Regions from separate parts of the Homo sapiens genome. Here region 2 is linked to region 1. A link is an interaction called in ENCODE POLR2A ChIA-PET data of the cell type or tissue named here. Cell type or tissue: GM12878. All regions are shown on one strand. Links, peaks and the distances in the headings refer to the core of each region. The heading gives the core; the rest is flanking DNA. Region 1 holds the start of HLA-DRB1 (major histocompatibility complex, class II, DR beta 1). Region 2 holds the start of HLA-DRB5 (major histocompatibility complex, class II, DR beta 5).

Region 1 (8,702 bases), core at 420-8,419:
ATTTCCCGTAAAACCAAACCTATGGTTTCATACATCAAGACCAGAGACCGTGGAAGTTCCGTACTGAAAACCACTTTCTTCCAGAAACCAATTTTATTGCCATTTCCTCAGGAAATAATCTCTCGTATTTGACACCTCTCACATCCAGCTGAGTTGAGAGGATTCTTCTCTTGTTTTCAGTGCAAAAGTTCAGCCTATTAGACCACCTGTGTGATTGATGGTTTGGTGAGAGTTGCTACATTGTTTAGCCTGAACTATCCTTATATTGAATATTGAAGGAAAGTGTGAGATATGTAATTTAAAGAAGCACATCTGTTGTAGTATAAGTGTGTCTCCTTTAAAATTCAGGTAGGGCTCCTCACTCATGAATGGGATTAAGGCCCTCGTAAAAAACGCTTCACACAGTTTTTAGCCTCTTGCCCTTCCACATTCTACCATGTGAGTACACAGCATTCATCCCCTCTGGAGGATGCAAGACGCCATCTTGGAAGTGGAGACCATGCCCTTTGCCAGACATTGAACCTGCTGGTGCCTTAATCTTGGACTTTTCAGCCTCCATGTGTTCTTTATAAATTACCCAGTCTACCGTATTTTATCACAGCACAAATGAACTAAGACAACATCTTTGTTACTCATAAATGTATAAGACATACAGAATTTAGTTCATTGTCACTGGCCATCTTTTTAAATACAAATTTGTATGATTTATAAATAGTGTGTCAAATTTATATAAACAAGTTTTGAAAGTTTCTCTTTAACTGTATTTTAGTACATTCTTGATGTAGAATTACTTATTTTTGCCTCCACTTTTATCCTGTAATACTAAGGTGAACCTTAGCTTCCTTTCCTAGATTACCACACCACAGTTAGTTAATTAGTAAATTACAATTTCCTATTATCAAATTAAATGTGATATTCTCCTGGTTACAATTGCACAATTGTCAATAGTACTGAATTATCACTGTAGTGTGGGAACACAGTTTATTCTCAAATCCAGGGACAATAGTGACTTCTAACCAACCTCTCCAAGAAATCTTCAACTTTCCACATTAACAGAAATATATTTTTCCAAAGTAAACGAGACACTATTTTTATTCTATTCTGAAATGATCAAACTTGCACTACTTCGTGCTGAGAAATTGGAAATGATGATTGAGAGTAATAGAATGGAGTTAGGAATGTTGAGGCTGTTGTTATCTTTAATAAGAAGGAGATTTGTGCAGGAGCTATGGGTGTCCTTATGTAACATAAACGCAAATTGTGTCATTTCCAGAGAGGAGTAACCATGGTGATGAGGGGAATCTTTTGAAGGAACCAGAATTGCTACACAGTATCTACCCCCAAAGTCTATAAAATGTTGCCATTCATTAAAAGAAGTAGTCTTACTGATTTGCACAGCCATGAATTAAAGTGATAAAAATAATTTTAATATAAGGGACATAATTCTCTTTAGAAATTGAATGTGAGATAGTGTAATACAATGGCAGAGCTTGAGGTATTTGGAATCACATATATAATAACTTGGTTCAATAGAGTTGACAGAACAACTCTGCTTTAAAATAATTAATATTTTATGTGAAGAGTGTTCAATCCCTCATTCCTGGCTCCAATTATGATTTCCTCATTTGTTTGAGGCTATGGCCCTTTACTAATCCACTTCTCTTGTTTTATCGTAAGGGAAGATATAAGAAGATTTTGCTGGCCAGACGTGGTGGCTCACACCTATAATCCCAGCACTTTGGGAGGCCGAGTTACTGTTTACTAGCCTTGCATCCTTGCAAAAGTTGTTTAAACTCCATCATTTTATTCTCTCCACTTGTAAGGATGAAAAGGGTATTTCCCTCACTCAGCTAATGTGAGAATTGAATAAAAATATGATGTATGGAAAGCTCTTCATACAATTCTGAGTACAAAGCAAAATGCTCAAAAATTGCTCAAGAAATTTTAGTCATTTTTATTGCAGCATGGTGAGTATCTCATTCCTAGAAACACTAAGGCACATAAGGAAGGAGTGCCTGTCAGAACTGTGGTAGGGTGTGAATTAATGCAGAACTTTATTTGCATAGTTATACTTTGAAGTCCATTCTGAATCTTAGATGCTACATTTATATAAATGTAAAGCATAATAATTATCTAAATGTAGAATTATATGTTTAAAATTAGATGATTACATCAACTGATGTAATTCATAGATTTTCCCTAGGGTTCTGTTTCCTGAACATTCTGTAACGTACTAGTTAGCAAAGCCTTTTTGTTTGTTTTTGAAACTGAGTCTCACTCTGTCGACTAGACTGGAGTGCAGTGGTGTGCTCCTGACTCACTGCAACCTCCACCTCCCAGGTTCAAGCAATTCTCATGCCTCAGCCTCACGAGTAGCTGGGATTACAGGCATGCACCACCAAGCCCAGCTGATTTTTGTATTTTTTTAGTAGAGATGGGATTTCACCGTGTCGGCCAGGCTGGTCTGGTACTCCTGACCTCAAGTGATCCGCCCACCTTGGCCTCCTAAAGTGCTGAGATTACAGGCGGGAGCCACCGCGCCCGGCCAGCAAAGTCTTCTAATATCTTCCCTTACGATAAAACAAGAGAAGTGGAATACTAAAGGGCCATAGCCTTAAACAAAGGAGGAAATCATAATGGGAGCCAAGAATGAGGGATTGAACACTCGACATAAAATATTAATTATGGTAAAACAGAGTTGTTCTGTCAACAGCTGACTTTGAGTCCTTGATCGATCATCTCAGCCCCCTGCATACTTTGATTACACAGTTGACCTTAACACATTGATAGGGTAAGTGCTATACAAAAGCAACTTCGGACTCTCCATTGCACATAGGTGGCCCCTGCAAGCCCCTTGCCTGTGTGTGTTCTGGAGATGACACTAAACTTGGGGGCAGCATCAGGAGACACACTTGAAAAAACTCTTTTTACTCAGATTAAATTATTAACTAACTTTCAATTTCCTTTAACTTATTACAGACATCTCTACCTGTAAATAGGTACAGATTAAGCTCTCCGGTCAACAGCTGTCATTCTGTCATATCATCAGATACCCGGAGCTGCTGCTCCTTGAGGCATCCACAGAATCACATTTTCTAGTGTTGAAAGACCTGAAAGATCATGGTGCCTTCATTTCAACTGTGAGACATGACGTAATTTTCCCAAATCTACAACATTAAGATATGGTGCAATAAGGACCAGATTAAAGGTCTCCTGATTTGCGGCCATGTTCCCTCCATCTCCTTTACTCCTAAACACACTCACACTCACTCCTGCAAATAGTTGTCTTGTCAAGTGGGAAATGAATGCTCTTACAAGGCTCAAACTTGTGAACACATCACTGACCAGCACAGAGCTGGCTACAATAGCTCCCCAATTAAGGTGTTTTACATGCAACTGGTTCAAACCTTCCAAGTGCTAAATTAAAACAATCCTTTAAAGAAGGAAATTCTGTTTCAGAAGAGGACCTTCATACAGCATCTCTGACCAGCAACTGATGATGCTATTGAACTCAGATGCTGATTGGTTCTCCAACACGAGATTACCCAACCCAGGAGCAAGGAAATCAGTAACTTCCTCCCTATAACTTGGAATGTGGGTGGAGGGGTTCATAGTTCTCCCTGAGTGAGACTTGCCTGCTTCTCTGGCCCCTGGTCCTGTCCTGTTCTCCAGCATGGTGTGTCTGAAGCTCCCTGGAGGCTCCTGCATGACAGCGCTGACAGTGACACTGATGGTGCTGAGCTCCCCACTGGCTTTGTCTGGGGACACCCGACGTAAGTGCACATTGCGGGTGCTGAGCTACTATGGGGTGGGGAAAATAGGGAGTTTTGTTAACATTGTGCCCAGGCCATGTCCCTTAAGAAATTGTGACGTTTTCTTCAGAGATTGCCCATCTTTATCATTGGATCCCAAATTATTTCCTCCATAAAAGGAGCTTGGGTACTTGCCCTCTTCATGAGACTTGTGTAAGGGGCCTTTGCACAAATCATTTCTTTTCAAATCTCCACCAATAAAACCTTTGCATCACATGTCCTCAGGGTCTTTAGAGGATTTAGAAATAAGGATTCTAAAATAAATTCCCCATACAGCACTTCCCTTTATTATGTTGACTTATGTCAGACAAAAGGAGGTTCTTACTGAAAATTTTGTGGGAGTCAAGGGAATTCAAAGGGTCTCTCCTAGACGATCCAGTGTTAGGTTCCCCACAGGACCTTTGGTGTTGGCCATAGTCCTCATATGTGAGGATGGACCCAGTGGCCTCCCCATTATCTCCTTTCTTTTCTTGCTGAACTCCAATGTTTATAAGGCCTGTATCCCTGTAGTGTATGTAGGTTCTCTGACAGAAGTTATACTTAGTGCTCTTCCTTTCTTGTGGGGAAAAGTCCCTGGAACTGAAGCTGAGATTGTTAATACTTGGAGTCACCTTACAGATACAGAGCATTTATGAGGTATTCTTTGGTGCCTAAAGAACTTAAGGCATCCTCTGAAAAACTAGCCCAGGTTCGTGTTCATTATGAATCTTTTTTAACCTTTCTGTACTTGTTTCTCTTGCATCTCCTATGTGCTCTAACTAGACATGACAGAAGAGATTTAACTAATGTATAAATTATATGAAATTCTATTTTTTAAGTCAAAAATAATCAACTATCAGAAATTTAATAATGTTCAAACTATATACTCTGTGTGGGGTTACCGAGATGATGTGAACATTGTTCACGTCTCATAGGGCTGAAAGTCAATGGGCAAGTCTTGGGAACTCATTGTCTTACTGGGGTCTTGTCCTAAATTTCCTAGGTTCACCCATCATGCCCTCAGCTTTCCTTAACTAGCCATGTCTGCTTACCTCTTCCTCCAGTTTCTATTTTTCCCCAGCTATGTTGTCATCATTTCCAGAAATCTCTAAAGCTTGCACAGAACCTTAGCACTATGAGATTCATTGAAAGAGACTTTTTTTCTCTTTTTGAGGTAGGGCCTGGCTCTGTCACCCAGTCTATAGCTCAGTGGTGTGATCGAGGCTCACTGCAACCTCTGCCACTTATGCTCAAGTGATCCTCCCTCCTCAGGCTCCAGAGTAGCTGGGAATACAGGCAGGCAACCACGCCCAGCTAATTTTTGTAATTTTGGTAGACATGAGATTTTGCCATGTTGCCCAGGCTGGTCTTGAACTGCTGGACTCAAGCAATCCTCCTGCCTTGGCCTCCCAACATGCTAGGATTATAGATGTGAGACACTGTGCCCAGGCAAAAGAGATGACTCTTAATAAAAAAATTTCCTTTTTCTTAAATCACTGTTTCTTTATCTGTGAATTCTTCTTCCAACTAGAAGGAGGAGAAAAAAGAAGTTTGCCTGTATTTATCACTGGGAGGAGAAGGGGTCTAGTGTGACATTAAAATGAAAGAGTGCTGGAGCTTGAGCCCCTTCTTGCTTTCCAGGATCCCTACAGTGATCAGTTCCCATACCCTGGTTTATTCATGTAAACCACACTTATTTTTCTCAGCAGCTACTCTTTACTGGGCTCCATTCTAGGTTCAAATCATTCTATTTGATTAAGTTAGAGAGCGTCCCTACTCTCATGGAAGTTACACAAGAGTAGAGGAGACAGACACTAACCCAATAAGCATTTAACAAAGAAGATAATGTTAGAGAGTCATAGTGCACTGAAGAAAAGACATCAGGTTTGTGAAAAAGAGAGACATGGATTCACCTACTTTAGTTCATATGTTAGGGAGCTCCACCTGAGAAAGTGACATTCAGCTGAGACAACAAAATAAGTAGACAGTCGTGAAGATCTAAGGGATGAAAGTTCCAGGGAGACCGAATCGGGGGAAAGCCCTGATGTGTTAAATTATGTGGAGGGAGAGAAAGAAAGCTAGAGGGGCTGATGTATAGAAAGCAAGGAAATGGAGAGGCAGAAGATGAGGGTAGGACACAGAGAGGAATTCAGGAGCCTCATCATTATAGGCTCTGATGTCCACAGTAAAAAAAAATTAAATTTTATTATTTATTTATTTGTTTGTTTATTTTATTTTATTTTGTGATGGAGTCTCTCTCTGTTGCCCAGGCTAGATTGCTGTGGCACAATCTCGGCTCACTGCAACCTCCGCCTCCTGGGTTCAAGCGATTCTCCTGCCTCAGCCTCCCGATTAGCTGGGGCCACAGGCGCATGCCACCACACCTGGCTAATTTTTTGTATTTTTAGTAGGGATAGGGTTTCACCGTGTTAGCCAGGATGGTCTCGATCTCCTGACCTCGTGATCCGCCCGCCTTGGCCTCCCAAAGTGCTGGGATTACAGGCGTGAGCCACTGCGCCCGGCCTATATTCAATGTTTAAAACTAATTCTAGCTACTCTGTGGGGATTGGATTGTTGGGGTTCACTAGTGGTTAGGAAGACTATTTAGGAGCACAGCAGGGAATTCTTCAGGGAAAACAGGTTTGTGGCTTCATGGAGTGCATTAGTGATAAAGATGGTGAAAAAGATAAAGTGGACAGACTTGGCATGTATTTTTGCTTAGCTTGTTAATGAATTACTGTAAAGGGGGTAGAACAATCAAGCTTATTCCTAAGGATTTTCTTTTGACAAATAAATGGGTGGTAGTGTTGTTTATTGAGATAGGAAAAACTATGGGAGGAAATGATTTGAAGTGGGTGGTTTGAAATAAAAGTTTTGTTTAAATATGAGATGATTGATTGACATTTATGTGGAGAAATCCGAAGGTCAATGGCATTTAAGAGACTCATGGTGAGGCCAGGGCTTCAGGTATTTATGTTGGCAGCAGCAATACGTGTAGTGTGTTAAATTCCAGGGCGTGGAAGAGGATACATAGGGAGATGGATTGTGTGAAGAAAAAAGAACAGGGCACAGGCCAGCAAAGGGGGCTGAGAAAGAGCCCAAGGATGCTGGAGAAAAACCAAGAGAACATCATGTGTGTAAGTCCAGGAAAATAGATTATTTTCAAGGAGAAGGGAGAGGCCAATTGTGGTGAGTACCACTAAGAGGAGGGGCAAGTGAGAATATGATAGAGAAGCAAGTGCTGGGTTTGGTGGAGTCGATATTTGCAGTCAATGGAGCATCCAGGTAGGAAACTGGATTGGACCATTTGAAGAGTGAGTAAAAGTGAGGACGAGGTTAAGGTTGACTGTTTTGAGTAGAGAGCTTCAGGGAAGGATTGTTCTCTGGGTTCAGGGAGCCAGCTGAACCTAAAGGAAAAGGCTAAAGAAGCTGAAGAGAAGGAGGAGGACCTGTGAACCAGAGATGCTCAGTCATTATTAGCGAGGAAATACGGAGAGCCCCTGTGTGCAGTGGTGACTACTCATGCAAAATGTCACACAGCCAATATTTAACACAGCCAGTATTTCACACAGCCAATATTTATTAGTGACATAGCATATACCAGTTATTACTCTAGGTCATGAGAATGGAGTGATAAATAAAATGAATCCAGTCGCCATCACTATATGCCATGTAACATTTTGCAATGACTGTGTATCAGGCCTATGAATTTCAGTATTCAATTTCAATAATGATCCTGTTGTATCTGTGGTATTTAAAAACATATACATCTCTGGAATCTAAAATTGAGAGGTTATAAGTAACACCCAGTATTACAAATTTAGTGCTGGAAATCAGATTGCAGTTTAAATCTGAGCATATAGAAAGTCCGTTTCTTCTATGTCAGCAGATGCTTTTTGTGTGAGGTTTAGGTATACTGCATTATTTGACATAAACCAGTGTTTCTGCCCTATGTCTTCAGAATGACAATTCTTTATGAAACTAATAGAAGAACAGAAGACAATTGCAAAATCATGATGAAGATACTAATTGCTTTAGAATTAAGGAATACAAAAAATAATATGAGCTGCAGTTATAGGATCAGAAAAGTTAAAATGGGAATGTATTCGAGTGTTTATTATGTGATCAGTGCTAAGAAGTGTCATCATTTAATTTTACACTTAACGGTAATCCTGTGAGGATTACGCTATTATTAAATGCATTTGATAGATTACAAAAAGGCTTATGGTTGGTAAAAATTGACCCAAGTAGAAGAGATCGTGTTTTTATTCAGGTTTTCTGATTATAGAGTTTGAGAGTTTGACCATCATTAGTGAGTAGTGACTATATTGTGTCTGAATTATTGACACAATTTCTGATATTCATATGTACCAGGCTGTTTCTTAGAGTGGGGACAGAAATGCAAGGGCTGCTAGTTCTGATGTATAGGAGAAACTTTCATTCATTTTGCATTTATCATTTTAAACGTTGTATATGTCTATCTGGGCATGTGTTCAAGAACACAAGGAAGTATTAAATCACTCCTTCTTCTGAGGTTTGACTAGCAAGTTGGGCTAGAGTTACAAATAAAATACAGGTTCCTAGTGAAATCTGAATTTCAGATACACAACCATAATTTATTGGAAATCCAAATTTAACTGGGAATCTTCTATTATTCTCTGCTCTAGAACGCCACACTTCTGATATTTCTCATTGCTGTCTAAGCTCTTGTGTGTTTGGTTTTTGGCCATCGCTTTCACTGCTCTTTAAGCTCCCCCAGAGGAGTGGAGAGGTCTGTTTTCCCTCGTTTGGATTCCTAGAGGCAGCGCAGGCCTGGCACAAGGTCATCACTAAGGAAGTGTTCACAGGGTGAACGCGGTGGGTGCTGTTGAAGGTACCGGTAAAGCGTGTGGGATGAGAGGAGCAGAGAGT
Region 2 (10,810 bases), core at 56-8,055, 58 kb after region 1:
CCGGGGTCCCACCATGGCCACGGTTCCCGCAGTCGTTCCTGCCACCACCGCTTGCAATTTCCCGCTGCAGCCGGCCACTCTGGACAGCTCGCCACTGCCGGCATCACCACCCTTTTAACCTCAAATACTAAGCTGAACCTTAGCTGGATTTCCTAGATTACCATCATCTCAATTAGTTTCTTTTTTACACAGTTTGTTCCTTCTTTTCTTTTTTTTGTTTCTTTTTTTTCTTTTTCTTTTTATTTTTTCAGGGTGTCCCTCTGTCACCCAGGCTGGAATGCAGTGGCATGATCTTGCGTCACTGCAGCGTGGACCTTCCAGGTTCAAGCAATCCACCCACCTCCTGAGTAGCTGGGACTAAATTAGTTTCTAAGTAAATTATTATTTTCTGTTGACCAAATTAAATGTGATATTCTGGTTGCAATTTCACAACTTCCAATAGTATTGAATTATTATTGGGGTATAGAGACATAGTTTATTCTCAAATCCAGGGACAATAGTGACTTTTACCCATGAAATTTTGAACTTTCTATATTAATAGAAGTATGTTTTCCCAAAGTAAGTGAGGCACTTTTTTTCTTCTATTTTGAGATGATCAAATTTACTACTTTATCATGAGAAATCTGAAATAATAATTCTGAGCAATAGTTTATATTTAAGAATTTTGAGGTCACTGTTACCTTTAATAAGAAGGAGACTTCTCAGGAGCTATGGGTGTCATCACATAAGATAAATGCAAATGCTGTCATTTCCAGGGGAGGGTAAGGATGATAATGAGGGGATTCTTTTGAAGGAACTAGAATTGCTACACAGTATCTTCTTCAAATTGTATACTGCTGCCATTCACTAACATGAGTAGCGATATTGCTATGCGCATCCATAAATTATAGGAATATAAATAATTTTAATACACAGGACATTATTCTCAGAAATAGAATGAGAAGGATTATGATATAGTGGCTGAGCCTGAGGGGCATGTAATTTGGTTCAATCTATAGTATGCCATTTACTAGCTTTGTATCTTTGCAAAAGTTGTTTCATCTCCATCGTTTTATTCTCTCTACCTGTAAGCATGAAAAGGGTGTTTATTTTACCGAGCTGATGTGAGAATGAAATAAAAATATGAAGTATAAAAAGCGCTTAGTACAATTCTGAGTATAAAGTAAAATGCTCATTTTTATGGTAGCATGGTGAGAATGCTGCCCCTGGAAACACTAAGGCCCATGAGGAAGGATTGCCTATGTGGTAGCGTGTGAATTAATGCAGAGCGTTCTAAGTATAGTTGTACTTTGAAGTCCATTCTGAATCTTAGATGTTACATTTATATTAATAAAAAGCATAATAATTATCTAAATGTATAATAATGTTCAATATTATATAGTTACATCAACTGATGTAATTCATAGTTTTCCCTAGTGTTCTCTTTCCTGAACATTCTAAAATGTATTAGTTATCAAAGTCGTCTTATATCTTCCCTTATGATAAAACAAGAGAAACATAATAGTAAAGTGCTATAGCCTCAATCAAATGAGAAAATCATAATGGGAACCAAGAATGAGGGATTGAACACTCTTCACATAAAATATTAATTATTAATATTTTTTATTTATTATTATTATTATTTTTTAAAGTATTTATTGATCATTCTTGGGTGTTTCTCGGAGAGGGGGATTTGGCAGGGTCATAGAACAATAGTGGAGGGAAGGTCAGCAGATAAACATGTGAACAAAGGTCTCTGGCTTTTCGAGGCAGAGGGCCCTGCCGCCTTTGGCAGTGTTTGTGTCCCTGGGTACTTGAGATTAGGGAGTGGTGATGACTCTTAACAAGCATGCTGCCTTCAAGCATCTGTTTAACAAAGCACATCTTGCACCGCCCTTAATCCATTTAACCCTTAGTGGACACAGCACATGTTTCAGAGAGCACGGGGTTGGGAGTAAGGTTATAGATTAACAGCATCCCAAGGCAGAAGAATTTTTCCTAGTACAGAACAAAATGGAGTCTCCTATGTCTACTTCTTTCTACACAGACACAATAACAATCTGATCCTCTTTCTTTTCCCCACATTTCCCTCTTTTCTATTAAACAAAACCGCCATTGTCATCATGGCCCGTTCTCAATGAGCTGTTGGGTACACCTCCCAGAAGGGGTGGCAGCCGGGCAGAGGGGCTCCTCACTTCCAAGACGGGGTAGCCGGGCAGAGGCGCCCCCCACCTCCCAGACGGGGCGGCTGCCGGGCGGAGACGCTCCTCACTTCCCAGACGGGGCGGCTGCAGGGCGGAGGGGCTCCTCACTTCCCAAATGGGGTGGCTGCTGGGCGGAGGGGTTCCTCACTTCTCAGACTGGGCGGCCGGGGCAGAGGGGCTCCTCACATCCCAGACGGGGTGGCAGCGGGGCAGAGACACTCCTCAGTTCCCAGACGGGGTCACGGCCGGGCAGAGGCGCTCTTCACATCTCAGACGGGGCGGCGGGGCAGAGGTGCTCCCCACATCTCAGACGATGGGCAGCAGGGCAGAGACGCTCCTCACTTCTTAGACGGGATGACGGCCGGGAAGAGGCTCTCCTCACTTCCCAGACTGGGCGGCCGGGCAGAGGGGCTCCTCACATCCCAGACGATGGGTGGCCAGGCAGAGATGCTCCTCACTTCCTAGATGGGGTGGCGGCCGGGCAGAGGCTGCAATCTCGGCACTTTGGGAGGCCAAGGCAGGCGGCTGGGAGGTGGAGGTTGTAGCGAGCTGAGATCACACCACTGCACTCCAGCCTGGGCAACATTGAGCACTGAGTGAGCGAGACTCCGTCTGCAATCCCGGCACCTCGGGAGGCCGAGGCTGGCAGATCACTGGCGGTCAGGAGCTGGAGTCCAGCCCGGCCAACACGGCAAAACCCCGTCTCCACCAAAAAATGCGAAAACCAGTCAGGTGTGGCGGTGCGCGCCTGCAATCCCAGGCACTCGGCAGGCTGAGGCAGGAGAATCAGGCAGGGAGGTTGCAGTGAGCCGAGATGGCTGCAGTACAGTCCAGCCTTGGCTCGGCATCAGAGGGAGACCGTGCAAAGAGGGAGAGGGAGAGGGGGAGGGGGAGGGGGAGGGTATTAATTATTTTAAAACAGAATTGTGGCCAGGCACGATGGCTCATGCCTGTAGCCCCAGCAGTTGGGGAGGCCAAGGCAGGCAGAACACGAGGTTAGGAGATCGAGACCATCCTGGCTAACACGGTGAAACCCCATCTCCACTAAAAATACAAAGAATTAGCCGAGCGTGGTGGCACATGTCTGTCGTCAGAGTTACTCAGGAGGCTGAGGCAGGAGAATCATTTGAACTGAGGAGGCGGAGGTTGCAGTGAGCCAAGATCGCACCACTGCACTCTAGCCTGGGTAACAGAGCAAGACTCCGCCTCAAAAAAAAAGAAAAGATAGTTGCTCTGTGAACAGCTGACTTTCACAGTCTTCGATCGATCTCTCAGACCCACGAATACTTGGACTGCACAGTTGACCTTATCACATTGTTAGGGTAAATGCCATACAAAGGCACCTTCAGACCCTCCATTGCACATAGGTGGCCCCTGCAAGCCCCTTGCCTGTGTGTGTTCTGGAGGTGCCACTGAACTTGGGGACAGCATCAGGAGACACACTTGAAAAAGATATTTTTACTCAGATTAAATTATTAACAAACTTTCAATTTCCTTTAACTTATTAAAGACATCCCTACCTGTAAATAGGTACGGATTAAGCTCTCTAGTCAATAGCTGTCATTCTGTCATATTATCAGATACCCGGGGCTGCTGCTCCTTCAGGCGTCCACAGAATCACAGCATTGTCCAGTATTGAAAGACCTGAAAGATTGCAGTGCCTTCATTTCAACTGTGAGACATGAAATAATTTTCCCAAATCTACAACATTAAGATACGGTGCAATAAGGACCAGATTAAAGGTCTCCAATTTACAACCATGTTCCCTCCATCTCCTTTACTCCTAAACACACTCACACACTCACTTCTGCAAACAATTGTCTTGTCAAGTGGGAAATGAATGCTCTTACAAGGCTCAAACTTGTGAACACATCACTGACCAGCACAGAGCTGGCTCACGATAGGGACCCAGTTAAAGTGTTTTACGTGCAACTGGATCAAATCTTTCAAGTACTAATTTAAAACAATCCTTTAAATAAGGAAATTCTGTTTCAGAAGAGGACCTTCATACAGCATCTCTGACCAGCAACTGATGATACTATTGAACTCAGATGCTGATTGGTTCTCCAACACGAGAGTACCCAAACCAGGAGGAAGGAAATCAGTAACTTCCTCCCCATAATTTGGAATGTGGGTGGAGGGGGATCATAGTTCTCCCTGAGTGAGACTTGCCTGCTCCTCTGGCCCCTGGTCCTGTCCTGTTCTCCAGCATGGTGTGTCTGAAGCTCCCTGGAGGTTCCTACATGGCAAAGCTGACAGTGACACTGATGGTGCTGAGCTCCCCACTGGCTTTGGCTGGGGACACCCGACGTAAGTGCACATTGTGGGTGCTGAGCTACTATGGGGTGGGGAAAATAGGGAGTTTTGTTAACATTGTGCCCAGGCCAGGTGCCTTAAGAAATTGTGACATTTTCTTCAGAGATTGCCCATCTTTATCATGGGATCCCAAATTATTTCCTCCACAAAAGGAGCTTGACTACTTGCCCTCTCCATGAGACTGTGTAAGGGGCCTCCATACAGGTCATTTCTTCTCAAATCTCCACCAATGAAACCTTTTCATCACATGTCCTCAGGGTCTTTAGAGGATTTAGAAATAAGGATGCTAAAATAAATTCCCCATACAGCACTTCCCTTTATTATGTTGACCTATGTCAGACAAAACGAGTTTTTTTCTGAAAATTTTGTGGGAGTCAAGGGAATTCAAAGGGTCTCTCCTAGACAATCCTGTGTTATGCCCTTGACAGAACCTGTGATATTGGCTCCTCTTCCTCATATGTGAGAATGGACCCAGTGGCCTCCCCATTACCTCCTTTCTTTTCTTTCTGAACTCCAATGTTTACCCTGTAATGTATGCAAGGTCTCTGACAGAAGTTATGCTTAGTGCTTTTTCTTATGGGGAAAAATCCTTGGAGCTGAAGCTGAGATCTTTAGTATGTGGAGTCACCCTACAGTTAAAGGGCATCTATGAGGTATTCTTTGGTGCCTAAAGGACTTAAGGCATCCTCTAAAAACCTGGCCCAGGTTAGAGTTTATTACAAATCTTTTTTAACCTTTCTATACTATTTGCTCCTATATCTCCTACATGCTCTAACTAGACATGACAGGAAGAGATTCAACTAACATAGGACAAATTATATGAAATTCTATTTTTGTAAGTCAAAAATAGTCAAATATCAGAAATTTGATAAGGTTAAAACTATATACTCTGTGTGGGGTTACAGAGAGAATGTGGACATTGTTCACATCTCATAGGGCTGAAAGTTAATGATCAAGTCCTGGGAACTCATTGTCTTACTGGGGTCTTGTCCTAAATTTCATAGGTTCACCCGTCATGCCCTCAGCTTTCCTTAATTAGCCATGTCTGCTTACCTCTTCCTCCAGTTTCTCTCTATTTTTCCCCAGCTATGTTGTCATCATATCCAGAAATCCCTAAAGCTTGCACAGATCCTTAGCACTATGAGATCCATTGAAAGAGATAATTTTTTTCTTTTTGAGATAGGGCCTGGCTCTGTCACCCAGGCTGTAATGCAGTGGTCCGATCTAGGCTCACTGCAACCTCTGCCTCCAAGACTCAAGCTATCCTTCCTCCTCAGCCTCCAGAGCAGCGGAGACTACAAGCCCAACTAATTTTGTTGGAGATGAGATTTCTGCCATGTTGCCCAGGGTGGTCTTAAACTCCTGGACTCAAACAATCCTCCTGCCTTGGCCTCCCAGCATGCTAGGATTGTAGGTGTAAGCCACCGCACCCAGGCACGGTGAATTCATTGCCCAGGCAATGAATCTCAATGAAAAATTTCTTTTTTCTTAAATCACTGTTTCTTTATCTGTGAATTCTTCTTCCAATTAGAAGGAGGAGAAAGAAGAAATTTGCCTGTATTTCTCACCGGGAGGAGAAGGATTCTAGTGTGACATCAAATTGAAAGAGTGCTGGAGCTCGAGCCCCTTCTTGCTTTCCAGGATCCTTGCAGTGATCAGTTCCCAGAACCATGGTTTATTAATATAAACCACAGTTATTTTTATCAGCAGCTACTCTGTACTGGGCTCCCTTCTAGGTTCAAATCATTCTATTTGAGTAAGATAGAGAGGGTCCCGACTCTCAAGGTTACACAAGAGTGGAGGAGACAGACACTAACCCAATAAGCATTTAACAAAGAAGAAAATTTCAGAGAGTCATAGTGCACTGAAGAAAAGACATCAGGTTTGTGGAAAAGAGAGAAATGGATTCACCTACTTTAGTTCATATGTCTAGAGAGCCCTACTTGAGAAAGTGACATCCAGCTGAGAAAACAAAATAAGTAGACAGTCGTGAAGATCTAAGGGACGAAAGTTCCAGGGAGACCGAATTGGGGGGGAAGCCCTGGTGTGGGAAATTATGTGCAGGGACAGAAAGAAGGCTAGAGGGACTGAAGTGAGCAAGCAAGGAAATGCAGTGGCAGAAGATGAGGTAGGATGCAGAGAGGAAGTCGGGAGCCTCATATCAGGCTCTGATGTCCATGGTAAGAAACTTGAATTTTATTTTATTTTATTAATTTATTTATTTATCTTATTTATTTTTGAGAGGGAGTTTCATTCTTGTTGCCCAGGCTGGAGTGCAATGGCATGGTCTCAGCTCACTGCAACCTCTGCCTCCCGGGTTCAAGTGATTCTCTTGCCTCAGTCTCCCAAGTAGCTGGGATTACAGGTACCTGCCACCATGCTCAGCTATTTTTTCTGTGTTTTTACTAGAGACAGACTTTCACCATGTTGGCCAGGCTGGTCTTCAACTCCTGACCTCAAGTAATCTGCCCGCCTGAGACTCCCAAAGTGCTGGGATTACAGGCGTGAGCCACTGCGCATGGCCTGAATTTTATTTAAATAGATATGGGAAGCTACTGGATGGTTACAAGGAAAGTCAATTTATATTCTTTTTTTTTAATTTTTTAATTTTTTTTTTTTTTGAGATATAGTCTTGCTCTGTCACCAGGCTGGAGTGCAGTGGCACTATCTCGGCTCACTGCAGCCTCTGCCTTCTGGGTTCAAGAGATTCTCCTGCCTCAGCCTCCCAAGTAGCTGGGATTACAGGAGTGCACCACCACGCCCAGCTAATTTTGGTATTTTTAGTAAAGACAGGGTTTCACCATGTTGGCCAGGATGGTCTTGATCTCTTGACCTCGTGATCCACCTGCCTCAGCCTCCCAGTGTGCTGGGATTACAGGCGTGAGCCACCGTGCCCGGCCTATATTGAATTTTTAAAACTAATTCTAGCTACTCTGTGGGGATTGGATTGTTGGGGTTGACAAGTGGTTAGGAAGACTATTTAGGAGCACAGCAGGGAATCCTCAGGGAAAATAGGCTTGAGTTCACTAGTGATAAAGACAGTGAAAAAGATAAAGTGGATTTTGCTTACCTTGTTAATGGATTACTGTAAAGGGGGTAGAAATATCAAGCTTATTCCTAAGGATTTTGTTTTGACAAATTAGTGAAAGGTGGTGGTGTTTATTGAGATAGGGAAAACTGTGGGAGGAAATGATTTGAAGTGGGTGGTTGGAAATAAAAGTTTTGTTTAAGTTTGAGATGATTTATTGACATTTGTGTGGAGCAATCAGAAGGTCAATGGCATTTAAAAGACTCATGGTGGGCCAGGCGCAGTGACTCATGCCTGTAATCCCAGCACTTTGGGAGGCCTAGACAGGCGGATCACCAGGTCAGGAGATCAAGACCTTCCTGGCTAACACGGTGAAACCCCGTCTCTACTAAAAATACAAAAAATTAGCTGGGCATGGTGGTGGGTGCCTGTAGTCCCAGCTACTTGGGAGGCTGAAGCACGAGAATGGCGTGAACCAGGGAGGTGGAGCTTGCAGTGAGCTGAGATCACACCACTTCACTCCAGGCTGGGTGACAGAGCAAGACTCCGTCTCAAAAAAAAAAAAAAAAAAAAGAGACTCATGGTGAGGCCAGGGCTGGAGGTATTTATGTTGGTGGCATCAATAGGTGTACTGTGTTAAATTCCAGGGAGTGGAAGAGGTTACATAGGGAGATTGTCTGGAGAAAAAAGAAAAGGGCACAGGCCAGCAAAGGGGACTAAGAAAGAGCCCAGGGATGTTGGGAAAAAACCAAGATTACATCATATGTGTAAGTCAAGAAAAATAGATTTTTTTTTTTCAAGGAGAAGGGAGAGGCCAATTGTGGTGAGTACCACTAAGAGGAGGGTGAAGTGAGAATGTGACAGAGAAGCAACGGCTGGGATTGGTGGAGCTGATATTTGCAGTCAGTAGAGTATCCAGGGAGGAAACTGGATTGGACCATTTGAAGAGCGAGTAGAAGAGAGGACAAGGTTAAGGTTGACTGTTTTGAGTAGCGAGCTTCAGGGAAGGACTGTGCTCTGGGTTCAGGGAGCCAGCTGGATCAAAAGGAAAAGGCTAAAGAGGCTGAAGAGAAGCAGGAGGACCTGTGAACCAGAGATGCTCGGTCATTATTATCAAGGAAATATTAGAGGGCCCCTGTGTGCAGTGGTGACTGCTCATGAAGAGGTCACACAGCCAGTATTTCACACAGCCCATATTTATTAGTGACTTAGAATATACCAGTTACTACTCTAGGTCATGAGAATGGAGTGATGAATAAAATGAATCTGGTCTCCATCAGTATATGCCATGTAACATTTTGCAGTGACTGTGTACCAGGCCTATGAATTTCAGTATGCAATTTCAATAATGATCCTGCTGTATCTGTGGTATATAAAAACATGTACATCTCTGGAATCTAAAATTGAAAGGTTATAAGTAAAACCCAGTATCACAAATTTGGTGCTAGAAATCAGATTGCAGTTTAAATCTGAGCATGTAGAAAGTCCATTTCTTCTATGTCAGCAGGTGCCTTTTGTGTGAGGTTTAGGTATACTGCATTATTAGACATAAACCAGTGTTTCTGCCCTCTGTTTTCAGAATGACAATTCTTTATGAAACTAATAGAAGAACAGAAGACAATTGCAAAATCATGATGAAGATACTAATTGCTTTAGAATCATGTAATAGAAAAAATAATGTGAGCTCCAGTTATAGGGATCAAAAAATTAAAATGGGAATACATTTGAGTGTTTATTATGTGATCACTGCTAAGAAGACTCTTTATTAAATTTCACACTTACAAAAATCCTGTGAGGATTATTATAAAATGCATTTGATAGATTACAAATAGGCTTATGGTTGGCAAAAAGTGACCCATTTAAAAGAGGTCATATTTCAATTCATATTTTCTGATTCTAGAATATGAGAGTTTTTCCATCATTAGTGAGTAGTGACTTGATTGTGTCTGAATTATTGACAAAATTTCTAATATTCATATGTACCAGGTTGTTTCTTAGAGTGGGGGCAGAGATGCAAGGGCTTCTAGTTCCAATGTATAAAAGAAACTTTCATTCATTTTGCATTTATCATTTTAAAAGTTCTATAAGTCTATCATAGGCATGTGTTGAAGAACATAAAGAAGTATTAAATCATTCCTTCTTCTGAGGTTTGACTAGCAAGTCTGGCTAGGGTTGTCAGATAACAAACAGGTTCCTAGTTAAATCTGAATTTCAGACACACGACCACAATTTATTGGAAATCCAGATTTACCTGGGCATCCTCTGGTTTTATTTGTCAAATCTGTCAACCCTAAGTGGGACACATGAGCATGGATTACAGTGCTAGCCATGCAAGCCACAGTGACAGTGACTTTACAAATGTTTATTTTTTAACATTCTGTCTGTAAAGAAAGTGCTTACATAATTTAGGAATAGAAAGATAGACATTGTTTGATCCAGGGTGCACACCTCTCTGCCATCATTTCTAAAGGGCAAACGGAGCTTTGTGAAGGTCTCTACACAAAGTCTGGGGACCTGCTCATGTTTTGTAAACTGTCTGTATGAGAACGTCATTTTCTTGGTTTCTGACTTTCTGAGGGGACTTGACTACAAAACCAAGAGTTCTATCTCTGGCCAAGGCTGGTAATTTGATGCCTGCTAGTATTGTTGGGAGTGGGAGACTGAAAGACGTGAGTTAGTTGGGGCATTAAATGGGAATAAAATAGCTGTGGTTGTGATTCACTACTACAGATAATTAGTGGACAAGTGGCAGAGAAATTAAGAAAGAAGATGATATGAAAGACAAATGATATGATTTGGTGACTGGTTGGTAATGCAAGGAAATCAGTAAATCTTAGTTCTCAACAAGTTCATTTTCTGGAAAGATAGCACTGTATTGGGACCAGAATTCTATAAAGCATTCGTTTTATGTAGGACCAAGATATTCACAGATATTTTTCAATACAATTCTCAGCTGCTCCATAACCACTAGTGGCTTGTTCAACACAGGTTTTTTCAGATGGTTCACACCTGTGGTTCTTACCCAGGGATCGTTCACCACCGCTCCTTTCCCTCCCATCACCCTTGGGGAACTTGTGGCAATGTTTGAGCAATTTTTGGTTGTCACCACAGGGGTTTCTTCTGATATTTAATGAGTAGAAGCCAGGGACACTGCTAGAGAACCTACAATGTTCAGAACAGCCTCCTTTACCAACAAAGAATTATCTGGACCAAAATGTCAATAGTGCTGAGGCTGAGAGCACTGTTTCACACTGTGCTCTTTCTGAAAATTCTAGACTCACAT

What was found. Peaks named below come from ENCODE experiments on the same cell type or tissue, not always from the same donor. Only the 100,000 strongest peaks of a DNase experiment are listed, where the experiment ranks them.
Region 2: POLR2A ChIA-PET joins it to region 1 with 51 read pairs; 5 of 35 experiments call an interaction of 5 or more read pairs at or near these places.

Annotation. Positions count from the first base shown.
Region 1 is chr6:32,584,714-32,593,415 of GRCh38, reverse strand. HLA-DRB1 (major histocompatibility complex, class II, DR beta 1) reads left to right here and starts at 3,568. Exons shown (of 6, transcript NM_002124.4): 1 at 3,568-3,773. The coding sequence starts at 3,674. In GM12878, for the core only: no CTCF peak of the experiment used is centred there; a DNase peak (open chromatin) is centred at 3,575; H3K4me3 peaks cover 2,230 bases; H3K27ac peaks cover 3,799 bases.
Region 2 is chr6:32,523,808-32,534,617 of GRCh38, reverse strand. HLA-DRB5 (major histocompatibility complex, class II, DR beta 5) reads left to right here and starts at 4,331. Exons shown (of 6, transcript NM_002125.4): 1 at 4,331-4,493. The coding sequence starts at 4,394. In GM12878, for the core only: no CTCF peak of the experiment used is centred there; a DNase peak (open chromatin) is centred at 4,317; H3K4me3 peaks cover 535 bases; H3K27ac peaks cover 1,423 bases.